Linked DNA regions of Homo sapiens: region 2 is linked to region 1. The links are chromatin contacts, found by Hi-C in ENCODE. All regions are on one chromosome and are shown on one strand. Each heading gives the region's core, a stretch centred on a gene start or an enhancer-like site at or near the end of the contact. The rest is flanking DNA. Distances are from core to core; before and after follow the strand shown.

Region 1 (3,431 bases), core at 264-2,763:
GCTTCCCTGAATGGCTTTGTTCTGTTCTGGTGCATCCTCTGCTTGGGACCCACCTGCTAGGGCGTGGTAGAGTGAACAGCTACGTGTCTTTGTTCAGCACCTGCTTAGTGCCAGGACCTTTCTCTCTGCTTGGGAAATTGCCGTCTTTGTTTCACAGAGGATGAAGCTGAGGTTCGTAGGCTGAATTCTGGTGGCCCAGTTTTCCGGCCTGGGCTCCTTCCACTTGTAGAGTGGCCTATCTCAGTGCTGCCTATGCCGTTGGGAGGGGTGGTGGCAAAGGCAGACCAAGAGTCACCAGGCAATTTCTTAGGAGCCTGAAGTCTGCAATCCTCCAGTGAAGCTTTTCAGATGAATGTCCTTCACACCCCAAGAATTCTAGAAATGCTGAGCCCCTAGCCTGGAGGGCAGGCTTGGTGCCTGCAACAGAGCATGGGCCCAGCGACCCCTATGGTCTGAGAGAGAGGGTGAGGTGGGAGGACCATCCACTCTGGGAGACTTGGGCTGGCCTTGCAGACTGAAACCTCTCCTGTAAAGTGATGTGTGTCCTGGACCTGCAGGGAGGGAGGGGCCTCTGGAAGTCAGGCCGATTGCCAGGGTCTGTGAGGCATCTTCTGAAGCCCAGGCCCTGTCTGGCTTTTTCTTGCCAGGAGTCTGGCTCTCTTGCTCCACATGAATGACTGAAGTTATTTGAAGAGGTCCCCCAGAGAGTCATCAGGCCTCTGGTGGAATTGCAGGGGCTCAGGGAAGGCACAGAGATAGGGCTGTAATGCCCGGGGAGGGAGCGGCCCAAGGCCTGCCCCAGACCACTGCAAGCCTGGGTGCTTGGAGAGGAGACGGCCATTAGCATGGCTGTTAAGAGCCGCTGCTGGGGGCACTGGCAAGGGACCTGTTCAACAGCTTCACCCACTGGGCCATGCACCTGACAAGCATTCACCAACCACTCTTTCTGTCTTACAGGAAAGTGATGGGGGTGGGGAGCAAGGTTGCTTTGGCCTGAGGTCAAACCATCAAGATCTGCATATGTCTACAGTTATTGATCCTTCTATTAGGTAAAGAAAAGAATTGTATAAAAACCATTCAGAGCTGCTGAAGATGTTGTTACACTTGCCAGATCTGGGAACTGCGATTTTCCTTTGCAGCTTCAACAAGAGAAGAAATCTCACAGGGGAGGAAGGGGTCGCTGAGCGTCCTCGGCCCATGGATACCTTACTTTGTGGCGCCACCTAACGGCTAAAGGTTAAAATTGCAAATCTTAAAGATTCCTCCGGCAGAGGAAGAGGTGGGAAGGGGCCGGGTTTTTGAAGAGCAGGCTGAGAGAGCTTTTTTGGGAGATTTGTTTCCTGCTTTCTGGGCACATGCACCTAATGACGATACAATCCTACGACCCATCTCTGATTCTTCCCCTGACCCACTCTGGTGTAGCCCTGCGGAGATAATTGGCAATTGCAAAGTCACCTGCCTTTGACTTCTGACCCAGTAACCCAGGAAACCTTGCCAAAGATACTCTAGCAAGAAATACGAGTCGGGTTTACACGTGCCACACCCTACGGAATTTTTTGTTATCGTAAGAGACTCAGAGCGATTCACATGTGCATCAGAGAGGGCACTGATGGAAGCAAACCTCGTGCATCCCACAGAGTTACAGCCAGCAGCGCTCAGGCTGTGTGGCTGCCGCAAGTGCCCCTGAGCCCCCTGAGCCCCAGTGGCTGGCGACAGCCCCGCTCCATGTCGCCTTCATCCAAGATCTGCGCCGCGGGGCGGCCGCCATCTGGAGCACGGCTGGCCACGGTCAGCCCTAAGCTGGTGGGTGACACTGCGTCTGCGCACACTTCGTTGCTCAAAGCCAACTGTATGTGCTGACTGGGTGTGCCTTCTAGTGTCCTGTGTTCCTGCTGAGTGCCTAGCATGCATACTTCCTTTGTGCGCCCAGTGTTGTGTGCCTGTCACTGTGTGTCCAGTATTGAGTTATGTGCATGGTGTTATGCACCAGGCATGGTGTGTCTGACTTTGTTTGCCCAGTGTCGCGTAGCCAGCATCTGTGTCCAGCCTGTGTTCTTGCCATGTGCCTGGCCCTGCATGCCTAGTGTGGCACCTGGCTGTGCATACTCCGCATTGTATGCCGGGTTTGTTTGCTCCCGTCTGTGAGCCTTGCAGTGTAATCCTGGAGCGTATGCCCTGTGTTGTTTGCCAACTGTGTGTGCAGGTACTGTGTGTACCTGGCGCTGTGTTCCTGCTTGTTTGTGCCTAGTGGGCATGCCCAGTATTGCATGCCTGGTGTTGTGTACCTGGTCCTGTGTGCCCAGTATTGAGATCCCAGAGTGTCTGCCCGGCCTGGGTGCCTGCGTTGTGTGTCCGGCCCTGTGTGCTCAGGTTTGTGCATCCAGCTTGGTGGGCCCAGAGTGTGCCTGGCATACGGGCTTAGTGCTTTCTCCCTGGCATTTTGTGCCTGGCATGTTTGCCCAGCACTGTGTGCCCTGCATGGTGTCCCAGAGGCTGCGCCTACTATGGTGTGTCTGGCTTTGTGTGTCTGGCATTGCATGCTCATTGTTGTATACTTACTGTGTGTGTCCAGCATGGGGCGCCTGCATTGTTTTCCTGGCCCTGTGGTTCCAGAGTTCTGTTTCTGCACTGCATGCCTGGTGTTGTGTGGGTGGAATTACATGGCTGGTGTGTACATGGCTGGTATGTGACCCAGCGTTGTGAGCTCAGTGTGGTGCTCCTGGAGTGCCTGGCCCGGAGTGCCTGCTGGTGTGTGTGTGGTATGTGTTTGGCATCATCTGTCTGAGGTTTTGTGCATAGTGTTGTGTTCCCACAGTGTGTGCTGGCATTAGTGCCTGGACTTGTGTGTGCCTGGCATTGCACCCTGGCTTCTGTGCCCAGCATGGTGTGTCCCAGTGTTTTGTGCCCTACAGTGAAGCTCAGCATTGCGTTTGGTGTGTGTGTTCAACATGTGTTACAAGCATGGGTTCTTGCCGTGTGTGCATTGTGTATGTGATGCTGTGTCCCTAGAGTGTGTGTAGCATCTGTGCCTGGTGTGTGCCCGATGTTGTGTTCCTGCAGCGTCTGGTGTTGTCCCCAGTGTGTGCCAGTGTGTATTCCCAGTGGGTGTGCCAGCTTGTCGGTCATGGTATGCCTGACCTTGTATGCCCAGAGTTGTGTGTCCAGTGTGTCCCCAGCTTCAGTGTCTGTGGCTGGAGAGTGTGTCTTTCCTTCTGTGTCTGGTGTTGTGACCCAGCATGGTTTGTGTGGCTGTGTATGCTTGGCAAGCGTGCCCACTCCTGTGTGCCTGGTGCTGCGTGACTGGCACGTGTACCTCGAATTGTTTGGCTGACAGTGTGTGCCCAGAATTTTGTGCCCACTGTGTGGGCCTGTGTTGTGTCCTGTGCTGTGTGCTCTGTTGTTAGCCCTGTGTGTGTGCTCTGTGTGTCTTG
Region 2 (3,431 bases), core at 394-2,893, 490 kb before region 1:
GACTGGAGCTGAGCAGCCTGGACCCTGCTGCCAGGTCTGGTCCCAGCACAGCCAGGCTCACCCGTGTCTCGGAGGGGATCCGGATCCACGTCACGTTCATGTAGCTGTGCAGAAGGTTCAGCTTGGCTTCTAGCGACAGGATAAGGCTGGCAAGAGAAGAATATCCTATTGAAATGGTCTGAGCTGGCCCTTATAGCACCCAGTCCACTTGCATGCCAGCTGTCCCAGGAGGAGCAGGGGTGGTACATTCCCTCCCCAGGATGCCCCAGCCATAGCCCTCCCTGTGGGCGCTGGGGAAAGGGACAGAGTAGGATCTTACTGGGCCAGCCGGGCGTTATCGTTGTCGTCTTTCCCCCACTCCCAGTCCTTGCCAGGGTCCACTGCAAAGTGCAGAGGCAGCAGCTTGTGCTCAGAATCCGTCAGGGGGATCACGGCTGGAACAGAAGAGACAGAGCCGTGCTTGGAGCCCCGGCAGTCCCCAGGCAGGATGGCAAGGAAATTCCCAAGCCAGGTATCTGGGTGACAAATGCACCGAGTGGACATCTACACAGATCTGTGCCAGCAGGAGCATGAAGACCAAAACCACTATTGCTAGTTTTTAAAATTTCGTATTTATTGCGGACAGTGGAGAGCAGTTGGAAGCGTCACCTGGACCCTGGCTCTCTTTGGGTCTGTCCAATGGCAGATACTCCATTGGGCAGCAGAATGGGAAAAAAGCTATTGCTGCCTCTGCTATTTCTAGGAAGGATCTAGGCAGGTTAGGCACACTTTGGGAGGCCACCTTGCAGGTGGGCCTGGGGCTCAGCTCTCCTGTCTCGTCCCAGAGAAGGGCCGAATGTGCAAGTCAGGTGAGCAAGGGTGTTGCTGACCTCTACTGGTTTGTAATTTTGTGCCACAAGTCTGTATCAGTGCCTGGGACCCATGGACCCACCCGCCCCTGCCCGTGGGAAGCTCACCTGTGCTGGGGACAGATAAGCAGGTTAACAAACATCTCATAATGTCAGGTGGTGATGAGCCCTGGAAGGGTAAACACCAGGCAGAAGGCAGTGATGGTGAAGCCTTTTTCGGATGGGGTCAGGGGGTCCTTTTGAGGAGGTCACATGTAGGTGGAGATTGCAGTGATGAGCCACTGGCTGGTCATTTCTCAGAGGGATTGACTCATCACAAAACTTCTGTGGTGAAACTCACCACCCGTGGGAAATCCTGGCTCACTCCAGAAGGGCTAGGGTGGAGGGGGTATCTACAGGTTTGGGATCTTCTAGGAGCTTCTGAGCTGCTGGGGGACCTGATGAGAGGAGTGCCTAGTGACACGGTTGACTCCTCCCAAGGGCATTGTCAGGGACAAGGGCAGGAGGAACTGGGAGATGGTCTCCCCAAGTCTTTCCTCGCAACAAGCAGCAGCCTCCTCCATGGGCTCCACTTAGCTCCCCTGCAGGCCCCACACCTGGGAGTCACACACAGCAGAGAAGCACAGCCACCTTGGACCAGCTGCTTTGCCTCTTTGCTGGTGCCCATGGTTCATGGCAAGGGTGCCATGGCAAGAACAAAAAGGCAAGGAAATAGATCAAATCGAAGACTGAACACCAATAGTTGATTTGGTAAGAAATTGGAAAAACTGACTCAATGCTGCCCTCCAGTGTTGCTTAAGAGGAAAAGTGGGTGCAAATAATTCCCCTCTCCACCCCCGCACCTCTTCTTCTCCAGCTTCCCCAAGCTGCCAATAAGGGAAATGCAGCTTTGCTGACCAATGACCAGCTCCGGGCTTTTCATTAATCTGGCTTGGGATTGGAAAGTGCAGTGCTCTGATTTGAGAGGTCAGGGGTGGCTTGGCCTGGCTTTGCTGCAGCCTGCTGGGTTCTGCCTTGACGTGGCCACCCTTTCCAGATCTGAGCTGCAGGGCAGACACACCCAGGGAGGGCTGCAGGGCTGGCTCAGGGACAGGTCTCCCTTGGGTGGTGCCCAGCAGCCTGTCCCATAGTTCTATGAGTCACTACACAAACAGAGAAGGGGTTAGCCTCGCTTCTTACTCATGGGGCAGGGGGTGGCACAGGCTCTCCCCATCCACAATGTTTCCCAGAATAGAGCAGTGCAGCTCCTGGGAGTTCCAAGCCCCCATGAATGGATGGGCCAAACCAAAGTGTCCAGGAAAGGGACTCAAAAAGCAACATTTTAAATAAGCATCTCCTGTGGCTTTTAAAATCAAGCAAATTCAGGAAATATTGTTCTAGAACAAGAATAATCTGTTAGAAGCAGTTCCTGTGGGTGCAACTTGGACATTTTGGGTCTGGCTGTCCACCCGCTTCCCAGGGTAGAATTGCTGTTGGAGAACATCAGCCCAGCCACCACTCCATGTCTTAGCCACCCCGGCCCCAGGATTTAGGGGGAACAGGCACCTAGTGGCATCCATGGTCTGTGGGCAGAAGCAATGTGGGAAGTGCTGGGTGATGTGCTCAGGCATGGGGGTGTCTCTCCCCACTCCCCTTCCATGGTGCCTGCAGAAGACAGCAGATCTCCACTGAAGAGCTGCCTGACAATTGAGAACACTCCTTTTAGATTTCCACTGTGTTAAGTCACTGTGATTTTGGTTTGTTTGTTTCAGATAAACCACCTAAGCTAAGACGGCACCCCAGACAGTCACCCTCACTTCCCTATCATGGGGTTCCTGGGGACTCCTCCCCTCAACAGCAGGGCTGGAATGGACTCCTTGGGCTGCCCAGGGCTCCAGTGCACGGTGGGAATACCCCTGAAGGGGCTAGTGCCTGTCCACCTAGAAGGGTCCAGCAGCCTTGCGGCCTAGATCTGGCTGGGGTGAAGGGCCAGGTACTGAGAGGCTCTACGGACATGCCTGCTCACAACTGAAGACACCGAGGGGCTCAAAGGAAGGCTTTTCTGCAGAGGGTCAACTGCGGCCTGTGGTGAGGGCTGGGGCTGCAGAGCCCAGGGACAGTTCCGGCCAGGAGGCCATGAAAACAGGTCCTCCTCGTGAGCAGCGGCTGCTCAGGATGCCTCTGCTTCTCAACTGTACACCCTGACATTTCCCTATTGGAAACCTGGCTTTACCAGTGAGGAGCAGCCATGCAGCGGCTTGCCCTCTGGTGGTAAATGTCTAGAACAGCAACTGCTTTTCAAAATGAGCCTAAAAAGGCCGGAAAGGTGTTTTGTTTTTGTTTTTGAAAGGCCTCTTGTATGTCTTTTAGCCTGGAAACATATAGGCATCATCTCATGCTAGCCTGAATATATTCTGAGTACTTATTTTCTAAAAAAAAATCAAGATTTCTGGTTTTTGTCTCCGATGTGAAAAGCTGGAAGAGCATTGTTCCACCATGAAAACATTCCAGTCAAACTGCAAATTCACAACTTATCTTTAACCCACCAGACAGCTGAAGTCACAGGGAAACCGACTTATCCAATATCTAAGGAAAGACAGGTGC

The links. Hi-C counts contacts between places; a loop is a spot of excess contacts on that map. Pooled maps may share reads with other maps.
Region 2: a loop to region 1 is called in a map of HCT116, with 8 times the contacts of the local background. The contact joins two enhancer-like sites. A Hi-C loop is called at or near these places in 6 of 168 maps with a recorded cell type or tissue (GM12878, HCT116, MCF 10A and 2 more), 1 of 37 single-sample maps with no recorded cell type and 12 of 50 pooled maps.

The regions. Positions count from the first base shown.
Region 1 is chr15:31,973,795-31,977,225 of GRCh38, forward strand. No RefSeq gene overlaps it. Among named protein-coding and RNA genes, the nearest start is that of CHRNA7, 55 kb to the right of the region's middle. RefSeq lists enhancers at 1,904-2,586, 3,152-3,431. Within about 2 kb of position 1,514, at least 3 of the 41 ENCODE cell types and tissues checked have a DNase peak (open chromatin) inside an H3K27ac peak, as active enhancers do.
Region 2 is chr15:31,487,133-31,490,563 of GRCh38, forward strand. OTUD7A (OTU deubiquitinase 7A) reads right to left here. Exons shown (of 13, transcript NM_001382637.1): 11 at 320-434; 12 at 62-146. Among named protein-coding and RNA genes, the nearest start is that of KLF13, 160 kb to the left of the region's middle. RefSeq lists an enhancer at 2,683-3,332 and a silencer at 2,838-2,988. Within about 2 kb of position 1,644, at least 18 of the 41 ENCODE cell types and tissues checked have a DNase peak (open chromatin) inside an H3K27ac peak, as active enhancers do.